Linked DNA regions of Homo sapiens: region 2 is linked to region 1. Evidence: chromatin loops called from intact Hi-C (ENCODE). Cell type or tissue: heart right ventricle. All regions are shown on one strand. Links, peaks and the distances in the headings refer to the core of each region. The heading gives the core; the rest is flanking DNA.

Region 1 (10,709 bases), core at 1,474-9,473:
TTTAAGAAACCTAGTGACTTATCAGGATGCTGAATCCTTATAATGGCAAGTATTCAGGAAGTATTAAAAAAAGTGGACTTATCAATTTTTCAACTTTCCCTTGATAGTCAATAATCAAAGAATGAATAATTACCTGGAATTCATATCAACCTGGGGAACATAGCTTAACACATTTATTATGGATGTTTAGAGAAATGAAGATACATATATACATATATATGTATATATGTGTATATATACATATATATATACACATATATACATACATGTATATATACACATATATATATACACACACTATATATATACACACACGAATATATGATGGAGATTCCATCAAATTAACGAACTCCTTAGAAAATAAGATGTGAATAAATGAATAAATAACCAAGCAAACTAAATAGGAAAGCTGCTCAAGAATAGCAGATTAAAAATATTTATGAATAAAAACACTTTAGTATTTGATAGGTCCCCACTTACATCTATTATCAAATGTGATCCTCATATCTGCTCTATGAAATGAGCAGTGCAGAAAGAATAGCCCCATTTCACAAAGGGTCAAAATGAGGCTTGGAAAAGTAAGGCCACTTTATGTAGACTCACACTTCTAGGAGGTGGCATATTCAGTTTTATATCAATTCAAATCTTCTGACATCAAGTCCAATACATTCTGACATGACACAATATTCTATCATTATTTTTACTATTATTATTGTTATTTTTATTATTGTAGGATAAAAATATACACAAATGTCAGATAGAAAGTAAATAATGGCATAAGATATAACAGAAATGGTCTATAACAACTGACTAGTGGTCCAGATAATAATGTATCCTAGAAAAAATAATTGATTTTGTTGGTTTTGTTGATTTTTGTCATTGTTTTTTGTTCATTTCACAAAGAAAAGTAAGGCACTGAGATACATCTATATACACAAAATGATTGTCTCCCCCACGATATGGTCAATTCTCAACTATCCATGGACTTACAGGAACAAAGACTATTTAGATTTTTTTTTTTTTTAGTCTCTTAGAATTTCAAATTCTCACATCAGTAGATATTTCCCCTTTTAACAAAAGCAAATTGTTTTAAAAACCCATGAATTTTCTGGCTTTTGTTGGTTTTCATTCTTCTCCAACTAGATAAACATCTCTTAAGCAAATAATCATTGCTTCAATAGAGATTATTTTATTCATGATTATGCTTTGTGCTCCAAAATTTACGCAAAATATGAAGGATGAGAAATGGCATTAGAAGGGAGCAACAGAAAAATAGAAGGAAAAAAGACTTTTTAAACAATGCTTGCAGAAAGCAGAATAAATTTTCTGTGAGGTAAGGCTTTCCATTGAGTAACAACTAAATATAAACTGAAATTGAAGTATGGGGCCAGAAGCCAGTTAGGGAGTTCACCAAACTTGGAGCTGATTAATCTCCAATATGGATTCTCAAATAAATCAAGGAACTCATTCTTGGAATGATTTCAAGTCATCCTTCTCTTTGGAGGGTAGAGTAAATGTTATTGAGTATGGAGGAAGGGAAGTTGCAATCTTAAGGGGTCACTCTATCATGTTAAAAATCAGCACAAGCAGGGTGTCAAAAGTTGAAGGCTTTTGAGTCACCCTATCCAATTGCAGTTGTCTTAGCTCTCAAATCAATACGCCTATAAGTAGCCATGATATGATTTAACTGATAGTGTCCCAGACAGTGAAAAATTCATTACTGTGACCTGTGAAGTGATTTCACCTATCCCTTATCCAACAGTAGAGGATTGATCGCCACAGCCAAAACCTCAGCCACTGCATACGATAGTAAGCACTTATAGTAAGTAGAGTGACCCCAATGGTAATGTCTATTCAATGGGCGGAAAGAGCTAGGCCCTCCCAAAGTGCAGTAAATCTCATTATTCATTGACTTCTCCTTAAGCGTTCTGCTGCTTAACTAATGACCGTTTTAATTCTTAATTCATAGGGTGCCTTGACAATGTAGTTTTATTCTTATTATTATAACTTTGAGTTGTAATAAATATATCGAGTTTTCTGTGTTACTAAAATTACACTGAAATATCATTTTAACTATTTATTTTTATTTATTTATTATTTTTTAATAGAGTCTCACCCTGTCTTCCAGGATGGAATACAGTGCCATCTTGGCTCATTGCAACCTCTGCCTCCCGGTTCCAGCGATCCTCCCACCTCACCTTCCTAAGTAGGAGTGCGGAATTATAGGCGTGCACCGTCACATGCCTGGCTAATTTTTTTTTTATTTTTTGTGGAGATGGGGTTTTGCCATGTTAGCCAGACTGGTCTCAAACCCCTGACCTCAAGTGATCTGCCCACCCCTTCCTCCCAAAGTGCTGGTATTACAGGTGTGGTCCCTGGCCTTTTAACATTTTAACTTATGAATTATTTTCATACAAGATAATAGTCTTTTTAAAATGCAGCTTAAGTTTATTCTGTGGTATATTTTGCTCATATTTTTCTTACTAGCAGCTTCAGGGGATAAGTTGGTTTTGAAGGAAATGTATTTTCTTTGATAACTTGGCAACATGCAAACCTGTTCTCTCTCTCACAGACTTCATGTAGGAAACAGTCTTTCACTGTTGCAGACTGTAAGGAAGAAGAACCAAAGAGAGTCATGGGCGAAGCCCCAAAGACCCTCTTTAAGAGTACATCTGATCATGTCACATGTCTCTAAAATTACACATACTCCAAACTCCTTTTTGCCTGCAGAATACTTTAAACATTTTAATGGGCCTTCAAAGGCCTTCCAGGAACTTGTCCTTACCTCCTTTTTCAACCTCAGTTTCTACTACCAACCTACACAAATTCTGCATTTCAGAGGTGTCTACCGACTTACAACCACTTGAATATGCCATACTGTTTCACATCTCCATGCCTTTGCACCTGCTATTTCCACTACTGGAACTGCCATCCTTTTCCTAGTTTCCACTTTTGATAAACTCCTACTCATTCTGAAAGACAGTTCCCATCTGTATGAGCTTCCCTGAGCCACCCAAACAACAACCCACTCCCTTGTACTTGTGCCAACCCTATACCTATTATTTATCTCATTGTTGAATTTATTATACCTCACTGTCATACTTTGTCCTTAAATACATTTTTAGTCTGTCTATAAGTTTCTTCCAAACAAGACCTGTGTACCTTTCAAATTCATATTATTAGCAATTAGCACAGTTCCTGGCACACAAAGATGTTCCATAAAAGTTTCTGAATAAATCTGAAGTATTCTTGACCTAAGGAATGAAACAGCATCTCTTCAAGAGTAATATTTTTTAAAATATATAATAAAATAATGCCACATATTAATGTATGTCCAATAGGAAAATTATGACTTTACATATTCTGTCCTATCATCCGACAAGATAGCTTGAATTTTTTACTTGAAAAATATGAATAACATGAATATAAAAAGTAAATAATGGGTTTCATTGACCAACATTTAATTCTAAACAGTGATCAAGATTTTAAGTTAAATATATTTCTGTCCTAATGTCTCAAGTTGCTAAGAAGATATTGATTATCTGGACACCAAAAAATAGTTTCCAGATGAAATCTGTACATCTATGTCCTTTGTATTCGTAGGCACAGACACCTACTAGGAAGTTAAATGTGTAAATTCAGGTGAATTTCCAAAACACACAAAACATTCTAATTACTTGGGTCAATGGGTTGATAGAAACCTTAGTCCCAGGACTGATGAGCAAACAGAACATTGACCTTCTCAGACTAACCGACATTTGTTGAAGCCTTCAGAGTGGGATATTCAGGTGGGGTGAATTGGGTACAAACCAGTCATATGAACCTGGACAGGGGACTTCTTTCTGAACTGCAGCTCCTCTTCTGTAAAATTAGGGGCCTAGATGATATACCCTAGAGTCTTCCAGGTCTCACACCCTGTCAAGCTATGGATTGTTTCAAATTATAATAAATGACGAGGGAGGTTAAGTGATATTTACTGGTATATGGCAAATAAGAGGCCTGCTTCTCAATTCAACAATCTCATTTTTCCCCTCGCCTTTGAAGACAAAAAATAAAAAATAAAACAAATTAAAAACAAAAATAAGATGCTTTTCTTATATGCAACACATTTAAAATGGGTGGACAAATAAAGCATTTATTCTAGTTCATTATAGAAAATATATTGAAACCACTGTCACTTTGGGTCATTGTAGAAGATGTACATACTTTTGTTATACATGGAAATATTAAGCAACTAACATATTCATATTTATATAGGATTTACAGTTTTCCAAAACACTCATGTGTAATGCCTTGTTTAATCTTTGAAACACCGCTGAGAGTTAGGACCCTTTGATTTAGACAGAGGATGGGACAGAGAGGTTCAGTGTACTGCGTGAGGTCCAGCAACTAATAAATGTAGAGCTAAGCTTCAATTGTCAGTCTCTAGATTCAATTCAGCTTCATTCTGTTATCAATGCAACCCCTCCCTCCAGTCATATTATTCATGCAGAGGATGTGGCTAAGTGAGAAGAGAAGAGATTGGAAGGCTCATTTATTTATTCAAAAACTATTTGCCAGGCACCTACTCTATGCCAGACACTCTGCTAGATGCCAGGGAATATCAAACCTCACACGATCCCTGCCCTTCTGGACTTCTAGATCTTACACTTCCAGGAGAGATTAAAGTGGATAAAACGAATTGTATGCCATGGGCACATGTTACAAGTGGGACATAAAGATATAAGCAAGGAACTATGGGAACCCATTGAACAATTCATCATGTTCATGAGAATCAGAGACAGCCTCTGGCATTTAGCTAGGCCTTGAAGAGGGAGGAGTATTTCAATAGGGAGCATAGCAAGGGAAGGCGTGCCAACATGGAAAGAAGAGCAGGAATGACAGCCCGGATGGATGAGAGTGCAAAGCTCACCCAGGAAGGTAGTTCTTTTGGCCTGTATGGCAGGAGAAAGACTGAGTGGGCATCGTTTTGTTCAGAGAAAGCCAGACCAGCCCTGAGGCAGCAAAGTAAAATATCCTCTCTATGTTTTTCATTCTCCAAGCTTTGCCACAGAGGATGTTTACTTGCTCTTGGCTTCGGAATATCCTTAAGAACGGTTCTCAAAGTGTGGTGCCCAAATCAACAGCCTTGGTATTATCTGGTAACTTGTGAGAAATACAAATTCTCAGGCTAGTGTCACAAATTTACCAAATCATAAACTCTGAGGGTAGGGCCCAGAAGTCTGTGTTTTAGCAAGTACTCCAGGAGACTGTGATGTTCACTCAAATTTGAGAATCACTGCTTTGAAGGACTTCCGCCCATTTGAATATCCTTATACCAAAAAACGTCAGTTCTAACCCAGAATTACCAACACACTCCTGAAATCTACAGGCTAACTTTGTATGCTCATGTAAGAGAAGCTTGCAAGATGGACTGTTTGGGAATAAACTAGGAATTTATGCTGAGGTGGTGAGTCATCACTTTTTAGGGCTACTGAAAGGGAGACTTAAGCACCCATTGTTAATTTGAGTAGATGCCATCTGTGGCCCTACTCTCCTTGGAATAAACTTCTGTTGTGACACAGAACTTACTGTTAGCCTTCTGTAACATCATATTTCGAATGGTGCACTAATAGAAATTGTGAAATGCTCTTTAGGGAACACCTATGTCATATTTAAGCATGACAGTTACAGAAGAGACGGTGGGCATATCCATTTCTCTGCAGTCTTTGGGTTTGGCTTAAAACTGGTTGTAATTCAGTTTGATAAATGATCACCAAGCTCTCTTTATGTCATCACTGTAACTAGGCTAGGAGTGGTGACGAGAAATAAGTCATAGCTCTTGTTTTTGAGGCATTCAGTCCATTTCTTTAGAATAATCAAAAAATCTCACTTTTCCCAAATCATCCCCAGGAGTTTCTCTGGTCCCTACATTTTGGTTTCTTCCTGGAATGCTCAGCCAGCCTCGCTTTCTGTGCCCATCAAAATCTGTCAAAGCCATGCTCCAACGCCACCAGTTTTCCTCAACTAGATATGATCTCCTTTTAAACAATGCAGGCCAAATAATTATTTTTCTCTTACAGAGTTTTGTAGCCTTCTGAGAACGCAGTACAGATCTATAATATTAAAAATATCCAAATTAGTTCCTGTATGTCCTGTATAAAAACCTTGAAGCAAATAATTTCTAATTAAAAATACAACAGATCAAATTTTCATTAAACCAAAATAAATAAATAAAACTCTTTCAATATATATTCCTCATTTGAGGCTTTTTTTTTTTTGAGACGGAATCATGCTCTATCGCCCAGGCTGGAGTGCAGTGGCGCTATCTCAGCTCACTGCAACCTCCGCCTCCCCAGTTCAAGTGATTCTCCTGCCTCAGCCTCCTGAGTAGCTGGGATTACAGGTGCAAGCCACCATGCATGGCTAATTTTTGTGTATGGGTTTATTTTTCAGTAGAGACGGGGTTTCACCATGTTGGTCTGGCTGGTCTAGAACTCCTGACCTCAGTTGATCTACCTGCCTTGGCCTCCCAAAATGCTGGGATTACAGGCATGAGCCACAGCACCTGGCCTCATTTGAAGCTTCTTAAGGTGAGTGTGCCACTCAGACTTCACAAATATTTAATGTTGCCTAACAAGTATGTGAAGGATTTCAGGATTTTGCCACTGTATAAACAAATAAATAATAAAGTTACTTAAGAATTTTAGGCTTGGAAGTAGGCACAAAGGAAGCTAGTGTTTTGTGGAAGTTTGGAGGCCAAGTAGGAGGGCTGGGAATAAACTATAGGTTATCTGGCTGTGCTTCCCAGGTCCTTCCTAATTAGCATTAATGGGTAATACATAGTTGCAGTGTCACACAGGACAGCAGAATTTTTTTGAGATAATTGATTGCTACTAGAAATTTTTGAGAAATAGAGTTTATCTGTTGCCAAGAATGGCTAAAATCTGATCTGGATCTAAATGATAAAAAAAATAAATAATCTCCATATCAGCAACCCAATAGCACTTTGAATTTACATATGATTTTCTACAAGATATTTTATTTAAGCATAACAATAGCTCTGTCCTACTCTGGTATCTTGCCACAGATGGGCATTCAATGTATCTTTAAGAAGGGACACAACAAATGATAGCCGAGTTAAGGATTAGTCCCATTTTATAGATGAAAAGCAGAGGCTTACAGTGATTGAGGAAAAGTGACAGAGTCAGAAATGTTCAACGTGAAGCAGAAGAGAGGCTTCTTGAACGTAGTCCGTTCCTTTCCCCACACCACCCTGCATCACAGTTTGACAGACCTGTGTACCACTCCTTCCCTTACATGTAGAAACTGGTTATGGTTTTCGTATATTCAACAGAAAGAGTGTCCTCATGATATTTCTCTGATAAATGCTAGCTATGTATAGAAACCCACAGCTAATCAGCCACTTCTGACAGATCAGTGTGAAAAAAAAAATAGTCAACTAGATTGATGGACCACATTTTTTACTTTTCAGAGGAATGTGACAGTTTTCCCCCTCATTCCTTGGAGCAATGATAAAGAATCCTTCCAATTCTGTATTTGAGCACAAGGAACAAATTTTAGGAGTAATAACTCAATATTAATATAGTAAATTTTGCTGTATAGATTATGAAACATCTTCTTAAAGTCCTATTTTGTATATGGTGTATAAAACATCGATGACATAAATTCCACTCAAAATTCTCTGTGTGCAGAGACATCTGCTGCCTGGCCAATATCTATTCTCACTTCCTCCTTATTAACACAATCTCTGTATTGTTGATAGCAACAATGTGCCCAGCTACATATCCTAGCCACCCTTGTAGATAGGTGTTAAAATTTAAACAATTTTAAGAGGGACTTCAGAGAAGCAGAAAGCATTCCATTGACAGGCCTTTCTTTTTTTCTACATCTCTATTTCTAAAACTCAGATGTGATGGTTGGAGCTGCAATAGACAGACAGACATCTTTAGACCATGACTTGACCTTGAGGATGGAAGCTACAGAATAGGAACGCAGAATAGAAGGATTGAGAAAAACTGAGAGGCTGATGAAATCACAACATCACCATACCAGCCTCTTGACTTCTACATCAAGGGAAAATTAATTCTATTTAGTTTACAAGTATTACTTAGATTTCTGTTACTAGTTGACCCATTTAATCATAACTGATGAGTCCCCCAAAATATAAGTAAAATAAAGAGCTAGAAAATTTTGATTAGGACTATATTTTGAAATTAAAGAGCTACTGAGTAATAGATGGACGAGTGTCCCATGCTAATATGGCCTAGAAGAAGAAGATGATTTTCCCTAAATAAGGCAACCAGAAATGAACGTTATCAGGAGTCTGAGTCATGCCAGAAAGAAGATGATGATGTTTGCAAACCCGCATAATGATGCAATAGAGATGGGGGAATGGGAAGAGGTGAACACAAGCATGAGGATTTTAGAGCGAAAGGTCAGTGAAGCCATAGGAAAAGAAGCTGTTTGGGACTGGAGGGGAAGAATAACTAGCACTCCAGACACATGGGCCGAGAAAAGAAACGTTACATGCCAGAAAAGAAATTCCCTCATCCAGGAGGTTCAGGCAAAAAAAAAAAAAAAAAAAAAATTCTTTTCCTTGCAGTACCTAGCACAGGACTTTTTAGAAGGGTATGCACTCAATAAATGTATGTTAATTAATGTACAGCCATCCAAAAAATCAGTGACGGAAGCTCACCTGGGAAGCCTTACTCTCAAAATACTGGATAAAACACACTGTTTCATCCCAATCCTTTCTTAGTATCCTTTAACTGTCACTAAACAACACCTAAATTATAAGGTGAAAAGACACACACACACACACACACACACACACACACACACACACAGAGAGAGAATTATAGTAAAGCAGATACATGTAGTCAAAGCCTCATAGCACAAAAGGAATGAGAATTTAAACACACTCAGCATTCACTTGTGACCACTATTTAAAACTTCATGCTCCATATTTACACATTTGTTTCTCTAGTGCAGTGGTTCTCAGCCGGGGTGATCTGGCCCCCAGGGACATTGAGCAATGCCTATATCTCTGATTGTTATAACTGGGGTGGGAGGAGGGGTGCTACTGGCATCCAGTGGGTAGAGGCCAGGGATGCTGTTAACCAACCATCCTGCAATGCACAGGACAGCCTCCCACCTCCAAACCAAAGACTTAAGCCATACATATCCAGTAACAATGCCAGCTACTTCAAGATTATGGCATACTCTCTCCAATGTTGACAGTCTTTTAGTTCATGTAATATTTTTCAGAGTACCCAACAAGAAAACACCTAGCAGTGTAGGCTCATGAAAATGTAATGTGTGGTCTGTAATCCTTGACGCGACCTGGCTTCCAATGTATTTTTTGTTCACAGGAAGCTTGAAATGCATAATAGCCACAATTATTAAATATATACTAATTGGCAAGTACAATGTGAAAAACTTTACAAAGATAAATCTTGGTGAATCTACAGAACATTACTGAGGGATAGGTATTAGTATAAAGTCTCACGGCCAAGGTCACAGCACTTATAAACAACAGAGGTCCCCAGTACATATCAACAATGGGAAGGTTAATATGTAATCATACAATGGTTGCTATTCTGGATATCTATGTTCTCTGCTGAGTTGAGGTTTTTTTTTTCCTTTACATTCATAAAGACAATAACTTTCTTGCACAGAATGCTTCCTGAAATGTACTGTACATTTCTGAACTTTATTTGATATAACGTATTGAACATAATTTAATCTTCCCTTAACATGTCAGGGCGGTTATGATGAATATCCACATTGTTCTGTATTAGAGCAAATGAAATATTCAGGGCTTCCTGTCACTTCACTAGATAGTCCCAATGCTTTTAGAGTTTTTCTGTCTGATTTTTATCATTTTTCTTTGTCTGCCTTTCTGGCAGAGTTGGAACTGCCTCTTTTTAACTAGAGAGAACTATTAAAAAAAAAAAACAGAGAACTATTAGAACTGTAAAACAAGCTCCTAAAAGAACCTCCCATAGTGTAGGGGGAGAGGGGAGGGAGGTGAGAAGGAAGAAGAGCTGAGACTATACAAGCTTCTGGGTATCAATTTTATCTGCACCAAATTCCTTTTGGCTTTATTTCTTGGTTTACAACTGAGTTCCAACTACCTGAATTTGTTAAATCTATGAGATTCGGACTCATGTGGTCTTAAAATACAGGTAGTAGACATTTTAATCATAATTTTTAAAATCCTACATTTGGCTATAGTATAATGGGATCTTATGTATCTACCAAGCTATGCATGTCCACTAACACTTAAACCCAAATTTATCAATAAAACCATATTTCCTAGACATTTCCAAACAATAATTTTAGTTTTCAAACATGCAGCTCCCATTTTTAAATTGCCAAAAGATCAAAACACTAATAAAATTTTCAGAAGTAATAAGTGTGGCAAGATAATATGAAGTTTTAAAGGCTTTTTTACTCTGGGCTAAACTATATTTCTGCAATGAGTACCACGAGACTATTTGGGTTTTTTTTTTCACTCTATCATTGCTCTTTTGGAAAACAGAAAGGACCTTTATCAGCACTTTGCAATTGCAGATAAAAAACAGTACACTGACAGAGACGCTGTGAAGTTTAACTAGGACAAAAATACAATAGGACACATCAGTGATTCTTGAAAAATCACAGAAAAACCATGGTAAATGTGCTACATAATCAATCAGTCCACT
Region 2 (10,709 bases), core at 826-8,825, 75 kb before region 1:
TAAAAAAAAAAAAGGATAGTCAATATACCTGTGATGGTCAATTTTATGTGTCAACTTGACCAGCCAAAGAGTGTCCAGATATATGTTCAAATATTATTCTAAGTATTCCTGCAACGTTGTTTTTGGATGAGATTAACATTTAAATCAGTAGAGTGAGTAAAGCAAATTGACCTCTGTAATGGTGGGTGGGCCTCATCCAATCAGTTGAAGGCCTGAGTAGAACAAAAAGTTAACTCTCCCCTGATTAAGACAGAAATTCCTACCTGAAGGCCTTTGAACTGGAGCATCAACTCTTCCTGGTTCTACAGCAGCCTACTAGCCTTCGGACTTAAACTGGGACACTGGCTCTGCAGACAGTGGACCAGCCTCAATAATCACATGAGCCAATTTCTTATAATAAATAAATAAATAAATAAAAATCTCCTATTGGTTCCAATTCTCCAGAGACCCCTGACTAACATAATACCTATTTTACGATACTTATTAGAAAAAATAAAACCCAACCAAATTTGGGTATAAGAAACAAACAGAGCAAGAAGACATTTCAAAAGCGGTCTGAGTTTTAAAATGTCAACACTGCTGGTGTGTCAGCAACATTTAATTGCCATCTTATCCATGCCCTTCCTCTTACATGTTCAGCAAGTGTCATTTAGTCTTCATTTAAGTTAGGAACAAAAGTTCAATAATAGGTTTAACCCAGTTTTCTCCTTTCCCAGCCTCTTTTACCCTAAGGTGCCCTTGAAGCAAGGGCCTCTGCCCAGCCATTCCCTAACAGAGGATCATGGGAGTGAAGTATAGTGTCTTTCCTGTCCAGATTAAACATTATCGTTGAGCTATAAAGCTAGATGCTGCTTTGGGAAGGGATCACATACAGGACTCTTGTATTTTACTGACTTTTCTGCAATTAATAATCTACTTCTCATAGTACATATCCTAAAACTTAAAAGGAGTGCAGAAGTTAGCTAGTCAATATTGTTTATTTTGGATATGGAGAAACAAAGCCTCAGAGGAGAAAAATGTCCTATCTGTACCATACAGCAATTATTAGCAGATCTGTAAAGCCTGCTATATAATGAAGCCTCAATTCTTAGCATGTCTTTAAGATGCAAGAATTTTTAAAAAGTGTAGTTGGAGCTTCATGAAAATCCACTATGTCTGCTCTGCAGGAGGGGCTATGCTTCTGACCCTTTACCATATAAACTTTTGCTTAAAGATCAAATCAAGAAAATAAACCTCTGAATCTCTAAGTAGCACTGCACAATTGGATAGTTCATGTCGTCCTACTCAAAAATGGGCCACCTCCTGTCAATGAAACCAGACTTCCAAAACATAGGTTATCATAGCATTCCCCATTCAAACCCCTGCAATGATTCTCCATTGCTTAGGGGGGATGAGGGCAAATGTTCAAATGCTTAGCCTAAAATTTAAGAACCTCCATAATCAAAGCTTAACCTACTCTAGCAACACATATTTGTTGAATACTACTGTGTACTAGGTACAATAATTGAGACAGTAGATAAAAATGCATCTTTGGAAGTGACTCCTCCAGCCCAGTCAAACTTTCAGGTAACTGCACATGCAGAAGTGGTCACCTGCTTAACAGCAATCTCATGAGAGACCCTGAACCAGAGCCACCCAGCTAAGCCGCTCCCAAATGTCTGGCCCACAGAAACTGTGAGATAATGAATAGTTATTTTAAGCCACTGAGTTTTGGGATAATCTTTTATGCAATAATGGATAATGTACACATCCATGAACAGATAAATGGATAAACAGACTATGGTATATCCATACAATGGAATACAACTAAGCAATAACAAGAGGTGAACTATTATTATATATAACATGCTTTAAAATCTCAAATAATTACATGGAGTGAAGTAAGCCTAGAAGAGACAAACTAATCAATTATGATGGAAAACAAGTAGTGATTGCCTAAGGATGGAGAGGAGGCAAAGAGAGAAAGAGTTCAAACACGTACAATGAAACTCTGGGGATGCAATTGTTATATTCATTAATTTTATCATGGTAATAGTTTCATGTCAAAATTTGTCAAATTGTACATTTTAATTGTGCACAGTTTGTTGTAATCTGTCAATTAAACCTCAATAGAGCTATAAAAAATCAAGTAAAAATGGTGATCAAAGCATTGGCATTGGCCCTGTCCTAATGTACTTCAGTTTGGAATAAAGGACATTAACTTCGCTAATAGCCACAGTGCAGTGGAAGAAGGGCTAACACAGCAACATGGAGGAGGAAGAGGAGGAGGAGGAGAAGAAAGAGGAGGAAGAGGAGGAGGAGGAGGAAAGTCTCCTGTTCTCTGCCTCCCACTAGGGCTTCCATATTGAAGTCCTTTCTTTGTTTTTCCTTTTCCTTCTTTTGGTACCACTTAGCCAGTAGGGTTTGCTAATGCTTTTTTTTTGCATTTAGGTTTTGGTCCCTCTTAAGCCTAGTTTCTTTCTAATTCAGACTGATTTTTTTTTAAAGATCTATTCTGGATCTCTTCTCTAAATGACTCTGGCCTATTGATAAACTTTTCACCCCAACAAATAATCTGTAGGGTGTTGAGAAGCTTTAAACTGATATATGTAGCACCTAGCTGCCACTTTATGAATAGTTAATACATTGTAATTATTATGTTGATATTGTTACTACTATAAGGTTATATTCTATGATAAATATGAAAAAGGTACTTGAAAAAAATAACTAAGGTTTTCTTTCACCAATAGATTTTTTACTTGCAATGAAAATTTTAGAATTGTAATTTCACCATCCAAATAACCTTTGTTTTAAATCATCAGATAAATCAGGTCACTGAGGGGAAAGGGTGAGTTGGGGTTAAACATTAACAAATCCTTTGGGAGGTCAGGCAATTGAATGATGTCTTTTCCAGCACATTTATGCAGCCCTTTTTTTTCTGCTTACAAACGAAGAAAAATAATGAATGTTGCCTTTGGGTTAGAAAAGTACAGCACAGGGAAAGAACCATCTCTCACTTTATAATATGTAAAACAATTTCATATTCACCATATGATTTCATCCGCACAGCAACCATGTTGTAACAAAGGCAGGGAATGTTACCCAATCACACAGATGAGAGAGCTGAAGGTAAGTCAGATAAAGTAACTTGCCAAATACCACGCAAGCTAGTTTTAGAACAACTGACTCTAAATCTTGCACATTTTCCATAACACTGAAATGTTTAAGAAGAAAGTTTGATTGGAAAAGGAGGTAAGAAAAGGAAGTATTGTGTGACTTAAAGTAAAGAGTAATGTCTTAGAAAGGTACTGAGGGGAAATCAGGTCAATGTCTTACCTGCATGCTATGGCCTCTCCTTATACTAAGAGAATGATTAAATAAATGATAATTAAATCCATCAGATACATTATTTAAGAATACTTGATGGTATGGAAAAAAAATGCTCATATTTTAATATTAAGTTTGAAAGGCAGAGAAAGAACAACAGTTTAGTCCCAAATCTGCTAGGTGGCAGGGGAGGGCAGAAAAATAAATCATCATGTTTATTGCGGCACTATTCACAATAGCAAAGACTTGGAACCAACCCAAATGCCCATCAGTGATAGACTGGACAAAGAAAATGTGACACATAGACACCATGGAATACTATGCAGCCATAAAAAAGGACGAGTTCATGTTCTTTGCAGGGACAGGGGATGAAGCTGGTAACCATCATTCTTGGCAAACTAACACAAGAACAGAGTACCAAACACTGTATGTCTCACTCATAAGTGGGAATTGAACAATGAGAACACCGGGACACAGGGAGGGAACATCACACACCAGGGCCTGTCGGCGGGTGGGGGACTAGGGGAGGGATAGCATTAGGAGAAATACCTAATGTAGATGATGGGTTAATGGGTGCAGCAAACCACAATGGCACGTGTATACCTATGTAACAAACCTGCACATTCTGCACATGTATCCCAGAACTTAAAGTGTAATAAAAAATAAATAAATAAATAATACTAATGGTAGCCATGCTCTTTCTGGTGGTGAGACAATAAACGATTTTGTGTTTGTTTATTCTTTTCTATACTTTTCTACTTTTGAACTGTGAGCATATTGTCCTTAGTGCAAGAAATAGAATCTTTTTTTAAATGAACAAATGGTTCTGAGAGTCATTGTGCTTATCTTCTAAATATTTGGCCCTTTGTATGTACTCGGTTCCAGCAGCAAAACACTCACAAAGGGTATATGTAACAAAGTGGAAACATGATCCTGCCAACTTTACCTGGAATGCTATGTGCATTTTGGCAGTGTTGGAGAGATGAAACCAGAACAGACTTAGAAAAAAGCTGGGACAGAGAACAAAGGAAGAGGAAACTCTGCCATATGGCATAGAGGAATTCACTAAAATTTAGGAATCTTAAATAGAGATCCCTTAAGACTAAAGTGATATGATTGAGGTTCATAAAATAATTTGTCATTATATATTTGAATATCTGAATACCACTGTACTTTACTCTCCTGAATAATAACTGTTTTACTCATCTTTCTAATCTCACAATGATATGCATAGTATTGGCAAATAGCAGGTGCCTGAATTGAGTTGTAGTTTATAGGTTGAATAAACATGTATTTATCCAAGAAGTCTTAAAATACTAATGTGAAGTGTTAGATAAAGCCCTAAAAGGATGCTTCAATTCAAACAAAACAAAAGAAAATGCTCTTTTTATGACAAGCAGTAACTATGGGTAAATATTTGGCTCCAAAGAAAGGTGCAGGGAGATAGCAAGGTCTAGTGAAAGGGGTTATGGTTGGCGGGGGGCAGGGTATCTAAAATAGCAACATTGTACATTCACTTCATGAAAGATAATCGTGTTCTCTATGGCAACAAAAAATATTTTTGGTACATTTGTCTGAAAGATAATTTCAAACTCTAGTTACCTGTGTAATATCAAATTAATACCAAGTAAGTAATAGTAAATAAAAACACTTTGTTTATGTAGCAATCACAATGTGCCAGACACTGCTCTAAGCACTTTACATATATTAACTAATTTAGTCTTCCTAAACTTCCCTGTCGATAGGTACTATTATTCTCCTTGTTCCTTTCTTTTTACTGGAGTAAAGGAAGATTGAGTGATTTGCCCAAGGTCACGCAGCTAGGAAATATTTAGTAAAGCCAGGATTTAAACCCAAGTCTTGTGGCTCCAGAGTCTGCATTCTTAACCCTTTACTGTCTTTTAAGATAAAACAACAACAATAACAACAATGCATATATTCAAAACTTATTTATTAACTGCTCTTATTCCTTAATTTCATGGCAGTTTTGCCTCTCAGATTAGATTTGTAAGTAGGAAGTGTGTCTTTAATTTTTGTCCCACCTAACCTCAGAGACACCCAGTACTTTTAGAGCCAAGTAATAGATATTCTTCTGCTATGATGTGTCTGATCTTTACTTGCTGGACATTCAAATTTCTTTTGATAATATTACCTTTTTCACTCAAATTATCAAATGAAAAGAAAAAAACAACTCCCTGGACAGTTAATGAGAAAATAAGAACTGGGTCACCATATGTAAAATGATTTGCGGATTTGATTTTAGTTCTCCTGTTATTGCAAAGCGAGTAGCTCATATTATTCCCACCTGCAAAGGAACAGCCTTCATGAACTACATTTTCACCACATAGACACACACATCCACTTTCTATAAGAATGCTCAGCCCATCTGCTCACATTTAAAAATACCAATTGAAGACCTCCCACGCTGCCTTGGTTTGTAAAATGTCTATCACCAAATCTTCATTCCAACACTCCTTTAAGTTTATAATTTCTTTTTCTCTTTTCTTTTAATGATTTTCACTAGTTCTTTTTCAAGTACCTAATGTTCATCATTAAGGTTTTTCTGAAATAGACAATGGTCTTTAAAATACAGGGTTTCAATGTTATTTCCATCTATGATGTGTCTTCATTTTGAGGAAACATTTTCCTATTTGGGAAAAGGTTACCTTGCACCCTGGTAATAAGCCTGTTTCCAATAAAGAAAATTAAGATCTCTATCTGTTCTCAAGGTACAAGACTTGATTACAGCACTATGAAAAGCAATTCTTAAAACACACACACACATACATACACACACACAAAGAAAAGATGAAATTGTGCAGACAACTCATTCTCAAGATACATTTAAGAGAGTAAAAACTGAATTGCGCATATATATTCCTGAACAAGGAGTGGAGGTATTTGTTGGGGTAGGCACTTCCTGTATCTCCATGAAAATATCCCCTGGAGGGTAGGTAAGCTCAGGACACACAAGCACTGTTTCCATGTTGCTGTAAACCACATGTTATTATTATCATTATTATTGAGACGAAGTCTCTCTCTGTCACCCAGGTTCGAGTGCAGTGGCATGATCTTGGCTCACTGCAACCACTGCCTCCGGGGTTCAATGCCTCTGGGATTCAAGTGATTTTCCTGCCTCAGCCTCCCGAGTAGCTGGGACTACAGGTGTGTGCCACCACACCCAGCTAGTTTTTGTATTTTTCAATAGAGACAGTTTTCTCCATGTTGCCCAGGCTGGTGTTGAACTCCTGACCTCAGGTGGTCCGATCATCTCGGCCTCCCCAAATGCTCAGATTACAGGTGTGAGCCACTGCACCTGGCCCCACATGTTATTCTTCTAAGAGCCTCAAGCTCAGTATTCCTTCATTCATTATTTCTTTTATCTATTCACTCATTCATTGAGGTAACGTGCTTTTACTGAGGGCCGTTTCCTGGGCATTCTCATAGGCAGTAGAGAGAAATGGTGATGACAGATGCCATGCTCCCTGACCTCAAATAACTTACAATCTGGGAGGGAGGCAGACTAGGGTCCTCTTGACTTTTAATTCAGTGCTTGCTCTTTCCTTTTTCTTTTTTTAGAAATCCAAGACATACAACGTTGTAGCTTACTCTTTATTTGCTTATATACTTACTTATTTTTCTGAGGCACTTTATGCAAGATCTTATGCAGTGATTCAAGTTCCTGTGTGCTATCTCACTGGCCATAAAGGTGACAGCCAATGTGCGGTATTAGAAGAAGCTACTGGAATTTATCATGGAGTCAACATTTCTATTTTTTTTTTTTGCAAATGTTATGAAATCCCTTATAAAAAATGATTAGAGATGAAAACTGCTTCAAGCTCTCCCTGAAATCCAACTCAATAATTTTTTTAGGAAACATCTAGTGACCGCTGAACTGTGGAGCAGCTTGCTAAGGAAATGTGTCATAATATGTAGATACCGGGATCCTAAGGTATAGCTCCACATAGTTTATGTCTGAGAGGAAAATTGGTCTATGTCCCACATGTGGGGCTTTTCAAAAAATCCTTCTCAATAAAGAGATTTTTTTGTTGTTGTTGTTTTGTTTTGTTTTGTTTTTGAGACGGAGTCTCATTCTGTTACCCAGGCTGGAGTGCAGTGGCCCGATCTCAGCTCTCTGTAACCTCCGCCTCCCAGGTTCAAGCGATTCTCCTGCCTTAGCCTCCTGAGTAGCTGGGATTACAGGCATGCACCACTGTGCCCAGATAATTTTAGTAGAGACAGGGTTTCACCATGTTGGCCAGGCTGGTTTCAAACTCCTGATCTCAGGCAATCTGCCTGCCTCGGCCTCCCAAAGTGCTTGGATTACAGGCATGAGCCACCACTTCCGGCCTCAATAAAGAATTTTAATGACACTAATACATGTTGTGAGGATTTAATTTGAAGTAGATTTATTTGAAATACATATGAAAAGTCTTAAAATGTCCATGCATTTTGAACAGCAATTTGAGATGAAGGAAATAATCAGATATGCATAAAATGTCTATTAAAATGTTCTATTTTTATAATAGAGAAAAATTGGACATAATATACTCAGTGAGAAGGGAATGGTTAATTATGAAATCATTGTTTCATAGATAATTGTTATCATTAAACATTATATAGAAGACTTTCAATGATGTGGGCCAATAAACACAATTTATTACTAAATAAATAAAGTATGTAGAGAATTATAAGACTCAAAGCATGTTAAAATATATTTCAACACATCTTAATACAGCCGGGCATAGTGGCTTATGCCTGTAATCCCAGAACTTTGGGAGGCTGAGGCAGGAGGATGTCTTGAGCCCAGGAGTTTGAGACTGTAGCCTAAGCAACATGATGAGACCTCACCTCTCTAAAATATATATATATGTGTGTGTATATATATATGTATATATATGTGTGTGTATATATATATGTATATATATGTGTGTGTGTGTATATATATATATATATATATATACAGGAAGAATACATGCAAAAATGTCAAAAATATTAACTCTGGACAATTAGAGATTCTAAAATTTCTTGACTTTGTCATGCTCTCTATAATTGAGGTCAAGTGTTCTCTTTCCTTCCATTGAAATATTCAACTCCCATCACTCTTTGTGGACTTTGAAGATTTCTAAAATGTAAATGAAAATATTTTAGAGGACTTCAAATTTTTCCATTCTTTAGAACCCAAATGGCATGATGGCTTTTTTATCTAAATACACTGTAATTCAAATTTTTCCTGCATCCAAATCTACATGGCATGGTGAATTCTTAATTACTCAATGTGCTGAGCACAGTTATCTCTAAAATATCATTATCTTTAATTACCTAAAAGATTATAAATACATATAAAAATGCTTAAAACAATGAATGCCTTACTCTCTTCAGGGTACTCAAATGTCCTGATAGACTCAATGTTTTACTCTTTGACAATATTTCTGCAACACTTGTACTTGTTCAGGATTTGTGGGAAAATAAAATTATTCTAGGCCCACTAAAGTAGAGTCTTTCCAAACTCTTGATATATTAAGCAGCTATATATAGCTGTACAGATGTTAACCTGGTTCACCGTTGCATTACACTTTGCATTTTATTTCAGAATTACTAAATTATGGCAGCTTTAAAAATAGTTTTAAACTTTCAAAAATAATTGTGGCTGTGTATTTAGAATCTCTATAAAGTTATTTTTAGGATTGTAGCTAATCTGCCATAGACTGTTAACATAAAAAATTTATGTTTTATTTCATATCTTCTTCCAAAGCACATACTATAAATATAAATGGGAGTTGTTAGCCTATAAAGGAGGGGAACTCTAACTGAAAGTTAGAGTTTGTATCTTTATCACGTTCACTCATTGTTATTACTGGATTACTATTTCCTACCTTAATACATAGTTTAGCAAGTTATGAAGAGGATGGGCTGACGTTTGACAAGGATGAAGCCTTCCAGCTACTAAGCACTGTGAGATCTGGTCCAGCACAAAGAGAAATGAAAAGAAAACTTCAAATGCCATGTAAGAAGTGAGAGCAGTCCTAAGGGTCAGGAGCTAAACTGACTTGAATAGCTTTGAAACTAAGTAGAATTTCAGTCCTGGTGGTTGGTGATTAGAAAATGGAGCAGGAAATGCTTCCACAGCTAGTAAAAAAAAGAAAAAAAAAAATCCTTATCTTACTGTCATTATGAACATAGATATAAAGGTCTGGGTATGAACCAGGATCAAGGTGAAGATGAATGAGGCAGTTCAAATGCCTGTGCCTAGCTTCTCAGCTTCATTTGACCCTACCACACCTGAGCTCTCGGCAGGTACTCCCCAGGCCTACCCCACTCTGTTTCCCTTCCTCACATCCCTAGCCTCAACACAAACATGCACACTGTGCACTTTTCATTCCTGGCTCTATAATTTGCTCATTTTGTTCCTCCTTCCCTTCCCCCTCATCACATATAGCCTGGCCTAAATGAGATTTTATCTGTTCCTCAATCTTTCCAGACCATCCCCTTTCTTCAAGAGCTAGGTCACATCACATCTCCTCCATGAAGAGATCCTTAGTTCTCATTCATTTCTCCAGTTTCCAAATCTTTATTTTATGCATTGCTAAATGATATCCAGTTTGCTATCTAATTATACACTGCCTCAAATAACACACACCTTTATTTTCTCTGCAGGTCAACGGTGAATATCACTGGCTTCGTGCTCTCTTATATTCTCCATGGGGCCTAGTGTAGGGTGGAAAACATTGAAGGTACATAGGATATCAGATGAGCGATGCGAATCGTTTAATGATATTATTGCACAAAATAGTTTATACTTTTCAAGCATCTTCACAATATGATGTTCTTCCTTTTCTAGAGAAAATACTGTTACCGGTCCTAAAAAAATACTTTTGGCAGTGAGAGTGAACCTATCTTTGATTTGCTTTAGTGGTACTTTTCAGCCCTTCTGAATTGACAAGAACAGTTTCAAAAACTCAAGACTTGGATATTAAGTCACATATAATAGCAGAAAAAGACTGAAGCAGTTTTGAGTTTCAGAATACTAAATGTGAATCTTTCTAAAATGGATCAGAAAAAAAAATGTGACTTTCAGACCCCCTGACTTCATCCTACCTACAATTGAAGAGCAACGTCACAGTCTTGACATCTGACCTGTTTCCTTGGTGCTTCCACACTCAGACAGGTGTCTAGGAGAGGCATCAGTAACTAGATTTCTATCTCTACAGACATATTTCACAAAGGCTCTATCTCCTAACTCTGACTTTCAATTTAGCTTGTTTTATAGGCCTTAAAGGGCTGCTTCTGAAATGATCGTTTTATCTTTTTCTCTGTTAATTTAAATCCTGGAAAAAAATTCAGTCTGACTAGCTTTACAAAGCCTGCTGAGCTGTTGTGAAGAATAGGGTTCTGCTGACTTA

Evidence for each region. A loop is a pair of places that touch in the nucleus more often than their neighbours do. Peaks named below come from ENCODE experiments on the same cell type or tissue, not always from the same donor. Only the 100,000 strongest peaks of a DNase experiment are listed, where the experiment ranks them.
Region 2: it touches region 1 in a loop (3.0-fold over the local background); 3 of 110 quality-filtered maps call a loop at or near these places.

The regions. Positions count from the first base shown.
Region 1 is chr3:192,647,473-192,658,181 of GRCh38, forward strand. All of the region lies in intron 2 of FGF12 (fibroblast growth factor 12), which reads right to left. Among named protein-coding and RNA genes, the nearest start is that of FGF12, 75 kb to the right of the region's middle. In heart right ventricle, for the core only: no CTCF peak of the experiment used is centred there; no DNase peak of the experiment used is centred there; H3K27ac peaks cover 7,404 bases.
Region 2 is chr3:192,573,242-192,583,950 of GRCh38, forward strand. All of the region lies in intron 2 of FGF12 (fibroblast growth factor 12), which reads right to left. Among named protein-coding and RNA genes, the nearest start is that of FGF12-AS3, 62 kb to the left of the region's middle. In heart right ventricle, for the core only: no CTCF peak of the experiment used is centred there; no DNase peak of the experiment used is centred there; H3K27ac peaks cover 1,803 bases.